Regions from separate parts of the Homo sapiens genome. Here region 1 is linked to region 2. Evidence: chromatin loops called from intact Hi-C (ENCODE). Cell type or tissue: mammary epithelial cell. All regions are shown on one strand. Each heading gives the region's core, and the rest is flanking DNA. Links, peaks and the distances in the headings are about the cores only. Region 1 overlaps LYPD1 (LY6/PLAUR domain containing 1). Region 2 overlaps GPR39 (G protein-coupled receptor 39).

Region 1 (10,803 bases), core at 1-8,000, 110 kb after region 2:
ATACTACACTGCCTGCCATGCTATAACATGCATCCATTGGGGAAAATAAAAATTAAACACATTTTACATGCATATGCATAAAAATGTATGGAAAAATACACAAAAAAGAGATAATATTGGTTGTCTCTGGCGTGAGATTCTAGGCGGCCACAGGATAGGAGTGGGAAAAAGACTTTTGACCCTTTCTTACCATTTAAAATCAGAACCACGAGAAGAATGATTTTTAAAATGACGTAAATAAACACCCGCAGTCAACCATCCTCAAATGGCTTCTTTCTCTGTGTAGTACAAGGTTCTTCCTAGCTATGTCCACCAGAGGGCTCTAGGGAATGACCACTCTCAAGAAAAGAGCCACCAGGAGCTGCCCCGAAGCTCAAGTCTCAGGGTCACGGGGCAGGGGTATTTGTGCCTGTGGTTCTCTCTGCTTTTCCTTTAACCAGGACCCCATAAGCTCAGGTCTGGGCCTGAGGGAGGAGGAGCTGTGAGGAAAACAAGGGCCTTGTCATGGACTGCTGGTGGGAGCAGAGACTGGCATAAGGGCAGTCAGAAGGATCTATAATTCAAAATGCAACAAATAAAACAGTCCCATTCCTCACCATGTACCTTCAAAACAAAACACACTTTCACATCCTTAATAGGGGAAAGGTACATTTATACTATACATATTAAGCAGCAGTTAAAGTACAGAGCTCTATTCTGATCTGGAAGGTTCTCAATGACAGTTCCAGAATGATAGTTAAGCATACCATTTATGTAAGAAAGAAACCACAAAGCAATATAATACGTGCTCCAGTGGTGTGTCTGCAGGGGGATGTGTGTGCACACATGTAAGTGCGTGAGTTGCCATCTCTAAGTCATATCATGGCAAGAGGTCCAGAGGCAATGCACCAGTGTGGTCCCTTGGGTGGTAGTTTGACGGGTCCACAACACGATGAGGCATCTCTGAAACATGAGACAGGTTTGGCAAAGAACACCACGGTTCGGCACAACTGCAGCAGCAACATGGGCAGGAAGGAATGGCTGGGTTCTAGCTGGACATGGGCCTGGTTTCCCTGAAACCTCATGGCTGGCCTCAGAAACCACCACTGCCGGGTTAGGGTAGGAGAAGGTCATGACCAAGAACAGAGGGGGGACATCGTTTGGAGACTTCCCCAAAGAACTGAGAGATGCTTCCTTCCCTTCATCCCTGCATGATTTTTCTCTTAATCGCTTCTAATACACTACAGATTTTACTAGTGTGTCTTTATTAATAGAACGTAAGCTCCAGCAATCAGAACAGTGCCTGGCACATAACGACACAAGTATTTACCAAAGGAATGAATGAATAAATGAAGGGAGGAAAAGGAAAAGACGACAGAAGGAAAGGGGGTTATTTGAAGGGGGTCTGGAAGTGCTTTTCTGACTGGTTTTGAGTAGGATTTTATTCCTACATTGGTGTCACCTGGGTAACAGAGTTTACATAAAGCTACAATTCACCTCCAGGCCTTGGTTGACAAAGGCAGAACTGTGAGAGGCTCTGATCTTAGTTAACGCAGATGCAGACCCAGAGCTAGAAGGCTCAACTGGTAGATGAAGGGCTGTCCATCAAACGTGGCTCGGATAATCCCAGCTTGGACCAGCTCCCAGCCGCCCTACCCTGCAGAGGCACAGAGATGTGTCCTGCCAAGACCAAGTCATTTCTCACGGCTCTAATCCGCAGACCAGGAGTGTGCCCATGGAACACACCACCCACTATCACCAAATTAATCAAGCCACCCAGCGTTTAAAACTTTAATCCTCTTTAAGTCTTTAGAGGGGTAATGGCCTCCTGGGGGCTCTTGGATTGAGATGGGTGGCTATGCGTGCTTGCTTTAAAAATACCACAAATTGTTCTCCCTGAGGAAGTCATTTGTATTAATCTGCCTTATTTATTTGGATGTGAATGATGGGCATGCCAAGGAATGAAGGAAAGGATAAACAAAATACTGAGGTTACTTCCCAGGCAGTTCATTCCACTGCAGCCATTGTACCTATTCCCTGGGACCCAAGAAATCAGAATATTAACTTCTTTCACCAAGCTCTGGAGTTTCCAGAAGCCATGATCCTCTCCTTTAATGGCCTTATCATTAAGTAGATCCTCATGTACTTAATGGGATGGAGGAAACTAAAGAAGCTCATGTCCATATTTCATTCTAATTCTGAAATAATTCCTTACCCTGAGGAAAGAACATGAACCCTGGAGTCTAACAGACCTAGACTGGAATTCTCCCTGAGCCACTTCCTTGGATAATACACTTCACTTCTGTAAGCCTCAGTTTGCCTTTCTGGACCAATGACCCAGTGGACAAAGCTGGAGTTTTGGTTGGACTTTCCAACTTCCCAATGGACAGAGCTGGAGCAATTTGAGCAACAAAATAAATAATGATAGTATTGGATTATAACCCCATCCAATCAGGTAAATACCCATGAGTTCATGCTGACATAGATAAATGAGTAAATAAGTATGTGCAGAAGAGACAAGTTTTTCTTACAGAAGGATTCCAGTTAATAAATGCAGAAGGAATGAGGGAAATAGAAATTAAGATTAGAACACCATGGTAACAACTGATGTGGGAGAGATCCACCAAAAGACACTGAAATTATTGGCCAAAGTTGGAGGAGAAACAGTGTATTTATATAGTTTCAAAGTATCTCCCTCAAGTTATTTATTAATTACAATGGAAAAAATAGTAACTTTACAGTGGAAAAACCCAGCAGATACTATCTGAATCAAAAGCGATCAAAGTTAACATCACCAGTAAGACATTGACAGCATGCGCCCCTTGCTACAGTGCACTGAGAAGGGTGCATCTCTTCTGAGGATTCTTGTCAAAAATGCAAAACCTCTATCTGTTCATGAGAAAACAGCAGACAATCCCAAACTGAGGGACAGTGTACAAAAATCTGGACCAGTCCTCTTCAAAAGTGTCAACATCACAAAAGACATGGAAAGAATGATGCATTGTCAGAGGTTAGAGGAGAAGGAGACATGACAATGAAATGCAACGTGGGATCCTGGATAGGATCTTGGAACAGAAAAAGGCAAAACTGTGGGAATCTCAAAACAAAGCATGGTTTCATTAACAGTACTGTGCCAATGTTAATTTCCTAGCCTTGATCATCGTACTGCGGTTATGTAGATTGTTAACACTAGCCAAAGATGGGGGAAGGATATATAGAAACTGCACTATTTTTGCAGCTTTTCTATAAGTCTCAATTTATTTCCACATACAACATTTTTTAAAAGACATTGGTATCAGCTGGGCATGGTGGCGCTTGCCTGTGGTCCCAGCTACTCCGGAGGCTTAGGTGGGATGATCATTTGAGCCTGGGAGGCAGAGGTTGCAGTGTGCTGAAATTGTTCCACTGCACTCCAGCCTCGTGACAGAGTGAGACCCTGTCTCAAAAAAAAAAAAAAAAATTGGTACGAATGTGGGAAAAATCTCCATGTTCTTTCTGTGCTACACGTACCCCCAACAAATGCAGTGAAATACGCTTGACCACTCTCATGCTGAGTAATAGGGTGAGTGCATAGTCTGTGTGTAGGTGACAGATATAGCCCCAACCATCTGTGCTATTAACTGCTTAACTCTTGCCTCAAAGGGCTTGGAGGCTCCTGAAATGACTGGTTTTCATTGTGATGGGAAGAGAACATTACTGAAGGAATGTTTTTTCTTCAGTCTCAACATCCATCCATGTAAAAGGAAACAAGGAGTCAATTAGTGTGACTCCTGGCCTCTTTCCCATTTATTTATTTATTTATTTATTTATTTGATGGAGCCTCGCTTTGTCACCCAGGCTGGAGTGCAGTGGCGCAATCTCGGCTCACTGCAACCTACACCTACCAGGTTCAAGTGATTTTCCTGCCTCAGCCTCCCAAGTAGCTGGGACTACAGGCGCCTGCCACCATGCCCGGTTAATTTTTTGTATTTTTAGTAGAGACGGGGTTTCACCATGTTAGCCACGATGGTCTCGATCTCCTGACCTCGTGATCCCAAAGTGCTGGGATTACAAGCATGAGCCACGGAGCCCGGCCTCTCTCTCCCTTTTTAATTCTCTCTGCCCTAAGAGAGGTGGAGTGATGTGTCTGATTGGTAAATTTGGAAAGAACAGACTGGGCACACGCTGCTTATCCCTTTCCTGTTCCTTCTTGAAATTGAGTGACTCATAGCAAACAGGTATTCTGCCCTGCTTCTCAGGGCAAGAAACTTCCCATATCTGGTCTTGTCTATGACTGGGTCAACCAGCCGGTTTGGAGATGCCAATTTGAAAGCTCATTTGACCCCCATCCCCAAGTAATTCCCTCCAACTTAGACTTTCTCAGTAGCAATGGTGATATTTCAGGCCTCATCTGCCTCGTTCCTTGTTTTATTTCTTAATTTCCTTAGAATCTGGGTGAGAAAGAAGGTTGATAACCATTGGACACTCATTAGACCCCAGTAGGTGCCATTTGTCCCAGTTTGCACAGTGTCCTAGAACTTAATTCTAAAGCCATGATTCTCTTGGGGGTTGAGAAGCATTTTTTTTTTTTTTTTTTGAGATGGAGTCTCGCTCTGTCGCCCAGGCTGGAGTGCAGTGGCGCCATCTGGGCTCACTGCAACCTCCGCCTCCTGGGTTCACGCCATTCTCCTGCCTCAGCCTCCCAAGTAGCTGGGACTACAGGTGCCTGCCACCATGCCTGGCTAATTTTTTGTGTTTTTAGTAGAGATGGGGTTTCATCGTGTTAGCCAGGATGGTCTCGATCTCCTGACCTCGTGATCCGCCCACCTCAGCCTCCCAAAGTGCTGGGATTACAGGCGTGAGCCACCGCACCTGGCCAAGAAGCATTTTCTAAACTAATCTTCTCCTACAAATAGCCCCTGGACCTTGAGGATCATAAATGGTCATCATTTAACATTTTTTTCTGCTAGAAGTATTGAGCCTCTTTGTTGTATTGAGACCAAAAGAAGATCTGTCACCCCCCTCCACTCCCCTACAGATGTACATACAACTTTCGGCAATCTCAGAGAGTTTGAAGCTACAATTCTATTACAAACGACGTGCTACAAGTATGCTTTTAAAATAAATTATTTTTCCAGTTTTTTCACTTTAACCTCTGCCCCAGTGGTCGTAAAAACAGAGGCATGGAGACTGAGTTCTTTTCTGTGGACCATTATGCATCTATCTTTTCCAATAGTTTCCTTTGCCTCTGCTCTTTTTTGCTGTACAAAGACAGAAATTTCTAAACAGAGCCTTTAATAGTCCATTACTTTTTACCCATGTTATGCAATGTAGCTTTAAAGACGAACTTTTCCAGCAAACTGCTGCTTGTGTGAATGCCTGTTTGGGAGTGAGACTTCCCTACTGGAAAAATAACTAACACACACTACACCATAGTTACGATTACATCACAATAAATATTCTATGCAGGACTAGGAACAGTTCCTCAAAGAAAAATGCTTGGGGAACGGGTAATTGGAATGAACTACAAGCATTTTCACTGAGCTCAAAGAAACTGCAAGAAAAAAGATCTTCGATCTGCATCCAAGTATTTTTTTTGTCTGAAAGAACACTGTGTGAGGAATTTTGACATTCTCTGCATTCTAATGAAAATGACTTGGAAAGTAGAGGCTTCTCTATACATTTGCCTCATTGCCGCCACGATGGGCACCGTTTATCAGGAATAAAGAGAGAAGATCAAGAAAGTAGTTCTTTTCTGGAGAATTTTGTGCTCTGGCTCTTAAGTACTTTTGCTTTGCCATGAATGTGAATATTTTAAAGGCCAAAAAAGCCCCCTCCATTTGAGTTGCAGATGGCCACAGGAACCCAACAAGAATGCTAACAACTCATTTTAAAAAGGGAAAAAGAAAGGAAGTGCCAAGTTCCACACTGCATATCCATACTGATGTTGAGCCCATCTTGGCCTAGCTGGTAGAACTGAAAATTGAGAATAATATTAAGGGGCTGCAATGATCCCTAAGGGTAAAAATAAATGTGTTTCTGAAAACAACAGCCACATCCACAATGAAATAGACATGAAACAAGATAACCCAAGAACACATTTGTTTTCCTTGTAACAGGGATGCGTTAAGTTCATTATTCAGAGGACTTTGATTACCCTTTTCAAAGATTTTTGGTGAGTTTAATTTTCAAGGCTGTTAACCACTGATGTCAACTTAATTATAGCAAGCAAACAACCAACCCATAATGTATGATGCCAATTGTTGGTTTTACTCTAGTCTTGCATTAGACTTGGATTTCTTTGCTCATTTATAACTTTCTGAGGGAGGAAGGTTTCTGCGCAGTCACTTGCTTTCCCTTAGCTGGTGTCTTTGTTCTCCAGTTTGCCATGGGGGATTGAGGGAACAGATATTTATGACTTATTATCTCAGTATTAACAGTGCCCCCTCAATGATTTATGAAGCTGTGCTGTTGCATTTCTAACCTTGATGTCCTTCTGATTATTGTTCTCAAATGGTAAGATTAACACAGTGGGGCCCAAAGATTCTTAATCAGTTTCTTGCATACAAATTCACCCAAATGTAGGGAAGAGAGAGTCCTTGGTGGCATAACGACTTCCAGATGGAATGAACTGAGAACATCTAAGCACTTAACCCAAAGCACCCTTATATTTGTCACCATGAACATGATGTCCTCACACTAAAATTTAGTTATACTTTTGTATCTCAGCATTCAATGAACTAGAATTCTAGAATGGCATGTACATCTTGTGTTAAAGTTCAGGACATTTGTTGGTATATGTGTTTCTTTTCTTCCAAAGGGTGACAGTGATCCAGGATGAAGGTCCTTTGACTATACATTTCAGCGTTCAATTGAGGTAAAATAATGGTGATTTTCGGGAAAGAAAAATTATCCCTGTCCTTTTTCCAGGGGTCCCTGGAGGTACTTTGTTGAATTTTTCTAATCTTGTGCATGGACTTCTCAAAAGCTGATCTGGCAGACAATCACAGTTGGCCACTCAGTCACTACCCTTACAGCTACTAGCGGCCATGAGACAGTGATCTGACCCATGAAATGTAAAGAGAATTTCTGGGGGGACTTTGGAAACTCTTTTGCGTTCTCATTAAAAGGCAAAGCTTAAGACACAAGCTCTTTGGTGCCATCCCTTCCCTTGAACCTGAATACAGTGATCATCTTGTGATCAAGAGGCAAGAAACCTGAGGACAAAAAGCCAACATGCTTAGGGAAGTAAGAAGAAAAATGGAGAAATTTTGAGTTTTTGATGACATCACTGGGCTGTAGGAGCAACCCCAAGATCACCTATGTAGACTATCTTGTTACATAAACAAGAAATGCCTTTATGGTTTATGTCCCTGCTACTTGCAGCCAAAAACATTCTTATGTGATACAGGAAGCAAGGTCTAGGGTGGAGGCAAGAACAGAAAGGACGGGGGCAGCAGTAATGGCTGGTAAATTCTGTTAGGAAGTGTTGCCCCAGAGACTAATGAAGGGATGGAAAATGCTGCTTGATGCCTAGGAGCTGTTGCAGCCATAGCTGCCTTGGCCTTCCACCTGAGGATGATGCCAGGTTTTGTCAATATCATGACAGTGATATTAATGATATTCAACAAAGGGGGCAAGAATACAAGCAATTAGTTGAATTCTTAGAGCTCAGTGAAAGAGTGTAAGGGCAAAGCAGACAGCAGGAGAGTAAAAACGAAGTTTGTTTGCTTCCCTTTGTGGTTTAATTTGCCCAAACTGAATGGTTTAGAAGTATATCCCTCAGCTGAAAGTCTAACTGCCTGTGTCTTGTGGAACATACCTGTATTTGTAACTTGCATCTTCTGTGTGGGTGAGGACCAGGGGGCATAAAACCATGTGGGGGGATTTTCCTTCTTCCCAAGGGAGAGCTGATGACCAAGGCTGAATTCCAAGGTAGCAGAGTTCCAGCTGAGGACTGGCCAGTGGTAACCTGGACCCCAGCTTCCTCAACCACCATATAAGCTGGTGTTGTAGAGGTGTGTGTGTGTGTGTGTGTTTCTTGAAAACACTCCTATTCAAAGCAAAGCCAGGTCAGCCTTAAAAGCAAGCTGACAAAAAGAACTATAAAACCAGGGGTGGATTACATTTCAGAGTGGTTCCTTAAATTACAACTATCACTAACAGGCATTAGTCAGCTATTTCTAGTTTAACTAAAAAGTAAAAGGTATATTCAACTTGTCTTTATTCTATTTTTCTTCTTATGCTAAACATTTAAGCTCCTTCATTTCTGCTATAATATTTTGAAATGGTGATAAATCTGTTTTAGCTTGAAACTTGGTTTCTTCAATATACGCAGTCAGCAAATAGTTATTGCGTGTCTCCATACCAGTGAGTGTGTGTGTCTGTGTAAGACAGAGGGAAGGTGAGGTAGAGAGAGAAAGAGAGAGAGAGCATGAGAGAGTGTGCGTGAGAGAGAGCCAACAGCATCCTTTCAGGATCTTGTACATAGAAATGAAAGCCGTGAATGAAGCTGTAGTTCAATTTGATTAGGAAAATGCACTCTAAAATACTGAGAGGATGTGATGCCAGGCAAACTGAGCTGCTGGCTGGAGAACACTGAACAAAGATGAAATTGTTTCTGGATCTTAACTCACTCTTATGCAGAATGTCTCCTGACTTGCTTTATCCCTCTTTCCCTTGCAGCAGTCAGTGACAGGCTGGGTGGAAAGTTGTCCTTCCTCTCAGAGAATGTTAACTCATCAGCCTCCAGGTGTGGCTCCGGCCTATTGGCTGCCTTTCCCTTTGAAGGCACAGACACTCTTGAGAGAATCTTGAGCTGGCTTTGGAGCTGGGACCCCTTTGCACTCCCACTTTGGATGTCTTCACTGGGTGGCAGACTAGTCAACCCGCTAGGCTCTAGCTATTTCTGAATAGGTTCTTTGAAGTTACTGGAGACCCAAGTGGTTTGCTACATTTTGCATAAGTAATAGAACAGTGCATAAACCCCCTTGCCCAGCATCACTTAATACACCTGCTTCTGCTGATGCTCTTTGAAGATGCCTCCGTGGAGGGCATTGCAAACTGCTCTGCACATTCATATTCAACCCGTGTGCAGTATGCATGGACCACTGCAGGCTGAGAGCCGCGTGCCTGGCGCGGCCCGCCTCTAGCACTGTCTCCAGTCATTCCACTGTGCTCACAAAGAAGTCCAAGAAATAGAAAAACATAAAAAGCTATTGTCCATGTCCAGTGAGAAATGAAATGCACTGGACCGCGTATCACAACTTCCTTAAAATAATACAACTTTATCACTTTTGCATCTGATCCTGCTCATGGTTTGCAAAGTCATAAACCCCTTGAAATCAATAGCTTGAGCCATCGCTGCTCTATTCTATTTAAACACATCCTCTAAAGAAGCAATTTATTACGAACTCTCTATGGTTTCACCTTATCTAAAACACTTAATTCAGTCCATCTCCTGCTTTGCTTTGTAGTGTTGGAAGCAATCAGAAGACTGGAAGCAATTTACTAATAAGAGAACATGCCCTACAGCTCTGGCCTGTGAAAAGAGTTTCAGAATCACGATGTAGCCACAAGTCAAATTCTAGAAAGAATTAATGGCACATCTCATAGTTCTTTCATTTGCTGGCTGATTCATTCCAGGTATGATTGAAAATCCTCCATTACAGGTATGGCCTCTTTTGGTGTTCCCAGGGTAGGAAACACATTGTCTTCTACCAGCAACTTTGCTCCAGCTCCCTGAAATATAGTCACTTCTACCACCATGAAAACTACAAAGCAAGGGAGAATCCAGCTTAGTCTTCTAGAAAAAATTAACAGAGAAGAAAAGATATGTCTCATGGTTAAATGAGTAAGGAGTTCTGCCTATACAAAGGCTGTAATCAAATGATTTGGTTTGGGGGACAAAAGCTAGGCTTGTGCATGGACATGGTATTCATTGTAGACGACCAAATCATGCCAGCATCTGATCTCTTTAACCAAAACCTTTCTCCACAACCTCTCTCAACCTGCTTTATCCTCAAGCTTTCTCAAGGGAAGAGAGAGAAATGGACTTATCAAGATGCTTAAGCCCCCCAGGAAAGAAAACTCCCTTCTGCACCACAGTGTACTCCTCTGTAAAGTGAAAGTGTGGACCAGAGAGAATAGGGTCTCTTCTAGCCTTAGAGGTGTGGGATTCTTGAGGACGGTGGCCTAAGAGTGAGGCCAGATGTGGAGCTGGGCATCTGGGACCACCAACAGGGGCCTCAGGAATAGCCCATCCATGTGCCTGAGGATTCCTGTGTTTAAAAGAAACTAATTCAAGATCTCAAGGGAAAACAGATGAATTATATAATAGATGGGCAAGAATGGACAGTCCAGTACATGGCACCAAGCAGATGTTTGATGAACACCAATTCCTTTGCCGAAAACTCACTGGAATGGCTTGCTCTTGGCACATGTTGTTACTTTAATTCAGCAAATTGGCTAATTGGCCAGTGGAGTTCTAAGATTCACAGCCATGCTGCATCCCATTCCATTCTCATTCTATCCCATTCCATAAGGTAGGGATCTGCTAAACCTGAGCTTTCTTTTTAGATATCTGCCCCAGCAAGAGGAAGGACACATCTACCTATGGAATAAAAAACAAAACAAAACAAAAGTGGAAGTGGTATGGATGAGCCATAAAACATGATCCTAAGCAAAAGCAGCCAGCCACAAAAGGCCACACAGTATGAGATTTCACTTACAGGAAATGTCCAGCATAGGCAAATCCATAGAAGCAGAAAGCAGATTAGTGGTTCCCAGGGGCTGGGAAAAGGGGAAAATGAGGGGTGACTGCTAATAAAATAAAGTTTCTTTTGG
Region 2 (8,000 bases), core at 1-8,000:
TCATAAACACAGGAATGATGGGGGTTAGAAAGTGGGGAAGAGGAATTTGTAATGGATCTTTGTTACTGAACTGAACTGGGGTCTCCTCACCCAGCTCAGTAAAGCCAGACACTGACACTAAGATTTGCAGCAGGAGAAAAGAGCATTTATTGCAGGGCACCAAGGGAGGAGAATAGGCAGCTAATGTTTCACACCTGAACTCCCCAGTGGCATGCAAGCAAGGGCTTTTCAAGGCAGGGGTACATTTCAGGAAAGCAGAAATTGCAGACAAAATTATAAACCAATTACACAGAGGTTATACATTGTTTTGGCCCATGGCATGACTTTCTCCAGACCCCTCAGGAAGAAATTTAGAACAGAGAATGGCAGCCAGAGTTCAGTCGTCAGTTTCCCCTTATCTGAGCATTAAGTGATAGTGGTCAGCACTTTCCATCTTGTGGGGATTTCTAAAAACAACTCACAACTTGAGAACATATGTTAAGATGTCATCTTTTAGTTTCTATAGGGAAGCAAAACACCTTGTGACTCTGGCTTGCCTGGGAGACTGTTGTTACTATCTTCCTGCTTATCAGGTTGCTTGTTTGCTTTTCAAGGCTACCTAGGTGCTTGGAATTTGCCTTGAAGGGACTCAAGGTTTTTCTTTATCTCCATGCTTAGGAGGCCAGGCAGGCCATCTTGAGACAAACTAGTACTTCAAATGTGGTGTGGTCCAAAGTCTGGGTTCTAGTCCCTGATCAATCAGCCCAGGCCAGCTGGATTGGGGGATGTGGTGGTCATCTCAGCTCTCCACATGCTTGCCCCCTTGATGCAGGATTTTTCTCAGCCACTTTGCCAGCTGGAGACCCCCAGATGTCCATGCCCCTGCCCAGGCCTCACTCTGCCCCAGGCTTGCTGCAGGAGGTACTCCACCCACTTGGCCTGCTGGGCCATGCCTGGCTTGCACACCAGCCCAGCTCCCACACTTACCATGGGATCTGCACTCATCCTGCAGTTGGGCTGGGTGTGCACCAGTCCGCCAGCATTACAGCTTGTATCTGTGTTCAGTGGTCCCTGAGTTCTTGTCTCATGTCCAAGAAGAATGAGGTTATACTGACAATCCAAAGGGTGAGAAGGGCAGAGGACAGACCACCTGAAGTTGGGTGGTCTGTCTCCCCGTGTGGCTGGGTCCAGGGCTTTTATGGGCTCAGAATGGGAAGTGCATGCTGATTGGTTTGTGAGTATGTGAAAGAGGCTAAAACAAAGGCACCACTCAAAGGTGGGCATGACAGTGTAAAAAACCAATTAGGGAATGGTAGATATATGTAAAATAGGTGAAGCGTGGGGAACAATCAGCGGAAAGTACACCCAAGGGGAAAAGAGGTTCTTAATCAGGTCTGTGGATTTATCCGAGACTTGTAGCTTGGCTTTCAGGTTTTAAACTGTCTTTGGCTTGAAAGTTGGGTTTCAGTGGGGACCCACCCCTATCTGCCTAGGCATTTGTCTGCCTCCTGCCACTATCACCCTCCTCTGTGCCATGGCAGGGCCTGGTCTCCAGGAGTGATATTCTGTGACTCCCTAACTTTGGACTGCTCTAGGTTCTACCTCAGAGTCACTTGTTAAAGGGACAGATCTTCACTCACTTTCCAGAGAGGGTGAGAAATTAGCCAGGCAGTCCATGTGAGGCAGCTGCTTTATAAACATTGAGCAGACATCATTTGTAATTGGGAAGGTGATGTGATTTCAGGGTCCCCATCCATAAACTCTCTCATGTTCTATTGTGCACCATGGTGCTTGAACACACTAGTAGAGTTTTATTCCTGGATTTAGTCATTCTAGTCTTCAGATGTTCTAGTTAAAAAATAAATCCTACATTCACTCACCAAACACTTACTAATGCTAAGAGTGGCTATATCTGTCCCTGTTCCAGATCCAGATGCTGAAGACCCAGAGTTGAATAACAGTCAGATTGTCTTAAAACCATCTTATAATCCACGATGTGTGATGGGCGTGTGTGTGTGTGTGTGTGTGTGTGTGTGTTAAAGCACCTGATGATGACAATTCTTCTCCACTTTCAATGCACCAAAGAATCAACTGGAGATCTTGCTAAAAGGCAGAATCAGATCAGTCAGTCTGGGGGCAGGCCTGGGATTCTGCATTTCTAACAAGCTCCCAGGTGATGCAGATAAACTGGTCCAAGACTAAGTTTGCGTAACAAGAGACAATAAGAGTCTGATCACTGCTGTCAACTAGTGTGGAGGACCCACATAGGAGAGAGGACATGATTGAGTTGTCCTGGTCAGAGGCTAGCAGACGAAGCGAAGTTTACCCAAGAGGTTTCACATTCAGTCTAGACCTCTGAGGATGAATAGGCCATCAGCATCCATAACTGGCATGAAGAATAGTTTATCAGGCTTCTTAATGTATTTTTCCATCAGCATTAATGAGACTTAGCCAAGAGACAATTTTGGTTAAGAGTTGGTGAGTGGAGAAAAATGGGATTCATTTATAACAACAGTTCTCAAACTTGAGTGTGCCTCAGAATCACTCCCAGGGCTTGTTCAACACAGATTACGGGTCCCCACTCTAGAGTTGTAAGTCAGTAGGAGTGGGCTGGGGCCCAAGAATTTGCATTTCTAACAAGCCCCCAGTGAATTTTAAGAACCACTGGTTTATAACAAGAGGCCCCACAGGGCACAGCAAGAGGGGAGCCTGGCTATAGTAGGGACAAGAACTGGACAGATCGGGGGATAGGCAGAGGAACTCTGAGAAAGAAATATGTGGGCAAGGTTGCTGGAAGGGGTTGGGTTAAGACTAATCCTGAGACCGTAAGTTGTAGTCCAGCCTAGCTGATATGGACAAGATATTAAGAACTGACTAATGAATTGTAAGTTGCCTAAGAGAAGGGGCCTGGGGCTTGTCTACCCAGTATTCCTATCACCAGCAGAGTGAAGATGTGGTCATTCCAACCAAAATTACTTTCTCCCTTCCCTCCCCTCTTTCTGATTATGCCACATTCTAGGAGTCTGCCTATAAAATAGAAAACTCGGTCCAGCCCAGTCAGCTCTCAGTGGACGTTGGCACCCTGGGGATTCCTTGACAGTTCCGGGGCCTCTGTGGCTTGGGCAGAGAGAGCCTCCATCTGTGGTGGCATTTGAGAGCTGTTGTTCTCCAGGATGCAGTAGCTCCACAGCAAAAAAAAAAAAAAAAAAAAAAAAAAGAGGCATCATATGCAAATATCAAATGAAGGGGAGGGAAGGAGGAAAGGGCTGGCTGACATTTTGGCTCTGCCCCTAGATCCTCTGAGAAGAGAAACCACTCGTGCCTGAATTAATGTTAATTCAAGGGGGTATTTTCAAAAAGTGGTCCTTGGAGGAGCAAGATGCTGTGTTTCCTATTTTCCGTTGCCTCCAGCAAGCCGCACCGACAGAGGGTCAATGGGGTTACTGTATGAGGAAGCCCACTAATTGCATTATAAGGAATGTTTTGCCCATTAGCTCAGATGGAATGGTCTCCTAACAGAGTCCTTTGAGGGGAGTGATATTTCAGGTGGGGGATGGAGGAAAAGGAATTGATAAGTAATTGAAATTTGCAAATGGCATTTCCCTGGGCCCTAGACAAAAATGGGTTCCATACATCCAGCAGGGGGCAGCAATGCACGTACATTAATTCCGGTCTTGTGAATCAGGAGCTTGGCGAGATCTCAGAAATTGCAAAGCAGTAAGGATGCCTGGGGAGGTTTATAGACAATTTCCAGGCCCGGCAAAGCTGGGACTGTCACACCCACCATTTCCCCAACAGTCACACCTTTTATTTTTCTCAATATACTGAGAAAATAAATGTTTAGGTCTGATGGTTTTTAATTCTAGAAATTTTCTTTAATCTTTCGGCTGCTTTGTGTAATTTAGAATTTCTGCAGCCTGACTGAAAATTATAAGTAAACTAGGATTAGGAAGTCAGCTTTATTAATAAGATAGTTCAGCTAATAGACATTTTAAAATTGTAATGCAATCTATCTCCCTCCCTGAGTTGAAATTTTGCTAGAGCTGTAACTGATAGGACACCCACACACCAAGTTGGGTAACTTATTTGCTGATCCATTTTAAAGTGGAGGAAAAGAGGCTCCAAAAATATAAATAAAGATAAAAGTCTCAAAGAAGTATCAGATTTTCCTGAATTAGGCACAGAAAAGACCTACTAGTTTGTCCATTCCTAAGGCTGTTTAGGAATGTGGCCCATAATATATTTTCTCAGTAATTTGTCAAATTTGCTTGTAAATGACTTTTATGATAGATGGCTTTGCCTGCTTTACTGGGCTGGAAATTTCTGCAGCCCAGCACACTTCTCCTTCAGGAAGCTTCTTGCATCTTGCATAATGTTTCTCCCAGCCACCCTCCCCGCTTACGCCCCTTCCCAAGGTTAATTTAGTCCTGTTGTTCTTAAATGAACTACTCTAAATCATCCTCCTCCCCTTCCCTGTCTTTCTCCTCACTGTTTAAACCTTTCAAGGATGTAATAGTCTGGCAAATATTTCAATCATCATGTCTCCTTTTCAGCTGCCCAATTCAATTCCATTTGGTGCTGCTCGTGCTGAAGTGCAATTTTTCACAGCATTGTTTTTAGTTTAAATAACATACAGTGCACTATTGCTAAAGGTCTTCTGGAACATTCCACTTGGGGGTCTTACCCTTAAATAATATTTTGATGGGAAACTAACTCAACTTTTCATAGGAAGAAATGCTATTTGCTCCCAGCACTAATTGGCTGTAAATTTAGCTAAAAGTCCATCTACGCTGGCAGTTAGACCATCTTCCTGTGCCCATGTGGTACCCTGTATTAGATGTCTAATGGACAGACTTAGTGAATAAGTATGTATCTGTAAGTGCACCATTTAGAAAACAATCAAGTGAAAGGAATTTAACTCTGCTAAGCCAGCAAATGTAATTTTTCTCATTTCTTGCCCCTTCTTGCCACGTGGCAGCTCCTCAATTTACCAGCTCTATGCCCTTGCATGTATTACTCAACATTTCTGAGTCTCAGTTTCCTCAACTGCAAAATAGGGAAAGCAATATCTGCTTTCTAGGTTTTGTTGTAGGGATCAAATAATTATGTACAGCATTTGGTAAAACATAAGTCCCCAAGAAATGCAACTTTTTGCCATTATTATTATCACTACTCTTATCATTATGCAGTCTAAATTCTATGCCTGGGTTATCTTTCAGAGTTCCTGACTGCCTATACATTCACATTGTTCAACAAATGTTACTTAGGGAAACCGTCTCTGACCCCCTGGAATTGGCCAGGTTCCCCTGTGATTCACTGTCACAGATACGTGTGTGTGTATGTGTATATGTATTCTTATATTATTACCCTCAAATTAAATGCTCCCTTCTTCATAAATTCAGAGCAGCTAATATCCTCTCTTCTCTCCTTAATGGTGTGTCTAACATACCTTCATATCCTAGGCTTGACTAGGAACTTCTCATAGGCAGGAGCAGAGCCTTGCCTTTCAATGGAGCCTGGATTGTCACATAGAAATGAGCACATAGAGGTCTGTGGTGTGTACTTGTGAGACTATCAGACTGTAATATCTTTGAATTCAGGGAAAAGGCTAATTCACCTTCAGTTCCCAGAGCATACCACACCCCAAGCCTGTACATGGTAGGCATTCGAGGGAGGTCTACTGTGTCGATTAAGGCTGTGCATTGGTCTTCCAAACTTTGCTCACCATATACAGGTTTCCTTCAGAGTCCCAGTGTCCATATTACTGTTTAACACGACTGAAAAGGAACAAAACGAAATCCCCACCTTCACCCTCTCACTTTGACTGTGGGTGATTTCTGTAATTAAGAGCTTCAGGAGGTCGGGCACGGTGGCTCACGCCTGTAATCCCAGCACTTTGGGAGACAGAGGCGGGTGTATCACGAGGTCAGGAGATTGAGACCATCCTGGCTAACATGGTGAAACCCCAACTCTACTAAAAATACAAAAAATTAGCCAGACGTGGTGGTGCGCACCTGTAGTCCCAGCTACTCGGGAGGCTGAGGCAGGAGAATCGCTTGAACCCAGGAGGCGGAGGTTGCAGTGAGCCGAGATTGTGCCACTGCATTCTAATCCGGTGACAGAGCACGACTCCGTCTCAAAAAAAAAAGAGCTTCAGATGACTTTCTAAGATACACTCCCTAAGAATCTCATATAACGAATGGCCTAGAACATGACTTCTTTATTGTTAACCTATGTTGATGCCAAGAGATCAGTGTGTCTTTTTGTGATGCTCATAAACAACCTATTAAATAATCCGTTTTCCATTTTTAAGGAGGACTTAGGTGCATGTGCATGAGTCTGTGTGAGTTGGTGGGAGACCAAAGGGAGACAGAGTATTCTGAAAGCCCACCGAATTATTCAGCTCTATTTTCTGGCCCAGAATTCACCAGATAGCACAAAACAAGCTAAATCATGGCATGATAAAACACTGCAGCCCGGACAATGAATATGCAAATAGCATAACAGAGTTAAGTACTGAGAGAGCCATCTATTGTAGATAGTTTAGCTTCCCTTTAGTGAAAGATCAAGGACAGAAACACAAAAAGATCATGCTAATTTTAAAAAGAGAAAATAGATGCTAGCTAACGTGAAAAGGATGAATATAAGGAGGCGTTGGATCAGTCCCCCCAGGGCTCAGCAGTTCTGGAGGATGGCAAGCCCGAGTCTTTGGATACAAGGAACAGCGCGATACAACGGAGGTACTTGCCTCTTGGAAAACACACTTGCACTCTGTGTTGCATCTGTGGTTTCCATGGTATGAAGCTGCCACTGTGTTTGTTCCAATGCACTTTGAAAAGACAGGGCACATTTATGAGCAAAGGCATATGGCTTTGTCCTTTCAAGCTTATCCAAGGCTTTAGAATGTCAACTGTAGTGGCTGGAAAGCAGCCAGCAAATTAGGAGGCTACAGAAGAATTTCGTGAGCTTTTAAAATAATTTATTTCAGTTTATCGTTTACATAGAATGTCAGATCTGAAGGGGACCCCAGGAGTTATCCAGTCTAACTTCATATTATAAGTGATAAAATGAGGTCCAGCAAAAAGAAGTGATGTTACTCATAGCGAGAGTTTGAATGTGCTGTTCCTGATTCATACATTAGTGATTATTCCATTATACCTAGCTGTATTTCTGTCCAGACTATTTTTATAATGCTGATTAAGCTGGGCTGTTTTGGTGAATTTTAACATTTCCCATAGATTTTTACCATGTGTAATTTTGGAAAGGGGGCTTTGTTAAAGTATTAGAAGACCTACTATAGTAGTTTCTTGTGGTTTAGGTGGAGGAAGAGCACTGATGGCATTTTCTGTTGCAGTAAGTTTGTTGGTTGTAATATAGTTTTTGGTTACAAGGAGCAGAAACCTGACCACAGCTGTTTGAAAGAATATAAGTTCATTTTTCCACTACAAGAATTCTGGAAGTAGGAGAGTTTGGCTTTGGTTCAGCAGCTCAACGATGTTAGAGTTGATGTCTGATTATCTCAGCCTTTGCCTCAGTCATAAGACAACTGCCACAGTGCCAGCCATCATGTCTGCATTTGATGCAGGAGGAAAGAGAAAGAGGGGGAGCAAACTGCATCTTCCGTGTTATTGGGGGAAAAAAAAACTTTCCCAGATATGTCCAAGAAGTCTTCTGTTTAGATCTCACTAGCCAGAATTGGCCATGATGCAAAGAAGTTGAAAAAAGGATGTCCCTTATAGGCTTAGATTAGTCATGACCCTTCCCCCAGGGCTTGACACATAATCAGGAGCTTGTAATGCTGAGGAAGAAGAGGGCAATAACTGAGGGCTCCATATCACCCTAAAACTGTCCACATTCCCATTTGTATGTAATATGTTTGGAGTACAAGCTTGATGCAAGGATGGGCAGTGGAAGGTTTTTGGTGTCTGATTCTGTCATCTCTTTATACCTTTAGTGGAAGATTATTTCCCAACCAAAGGCTTATCTGAGGATAACAAAACAATTCCATTGCCAGACATTTA

The links. Peaks named below come from ENCODE experiments on the same cell type or tissue, not always from the same donor. Only the 100,000 strongest peaks of a DNase experiment are listed, where the experiment ranks them.
Region 1: it touches region 2 in a loop (3-fold over the local background); 7 of 110 quality-filtered maps call a loop at or near these places.

The regions. Positions count from the first base shown.
Region 1 is chr2:132,650,978-132,661,780 of GRCh38, forward strand. All of the region lies in intron 2 of LYPD1 (LY6/PLAUR domain containing 1), which reads right to left. Among named protein-coding and RNA genes, the nearest start is that of LYPD1, 14 kb to the right of the region's middle. In mammary epithelial cell, for the core only: no CTCF peak of the experiment used is centred there; a DNase peak (open chromatin) is centred at 4,194.
Region 2 is chr2:132,543,670-132,551,669 of GRCh38, forward strand. The region is part of intron 1 of GPR39 (G protein-coupled receptor 39); the gene reads left to right. Among named protein-coding and RNA genes, the nearest start is that of MIR9986, 110 kb to the left of the region's middle. In mammary epithelial cell, for the core only: a CTCF peak has its summit at 3,604 (motif pointing right); a DNase peak (open chromatin) is centred at 3,652.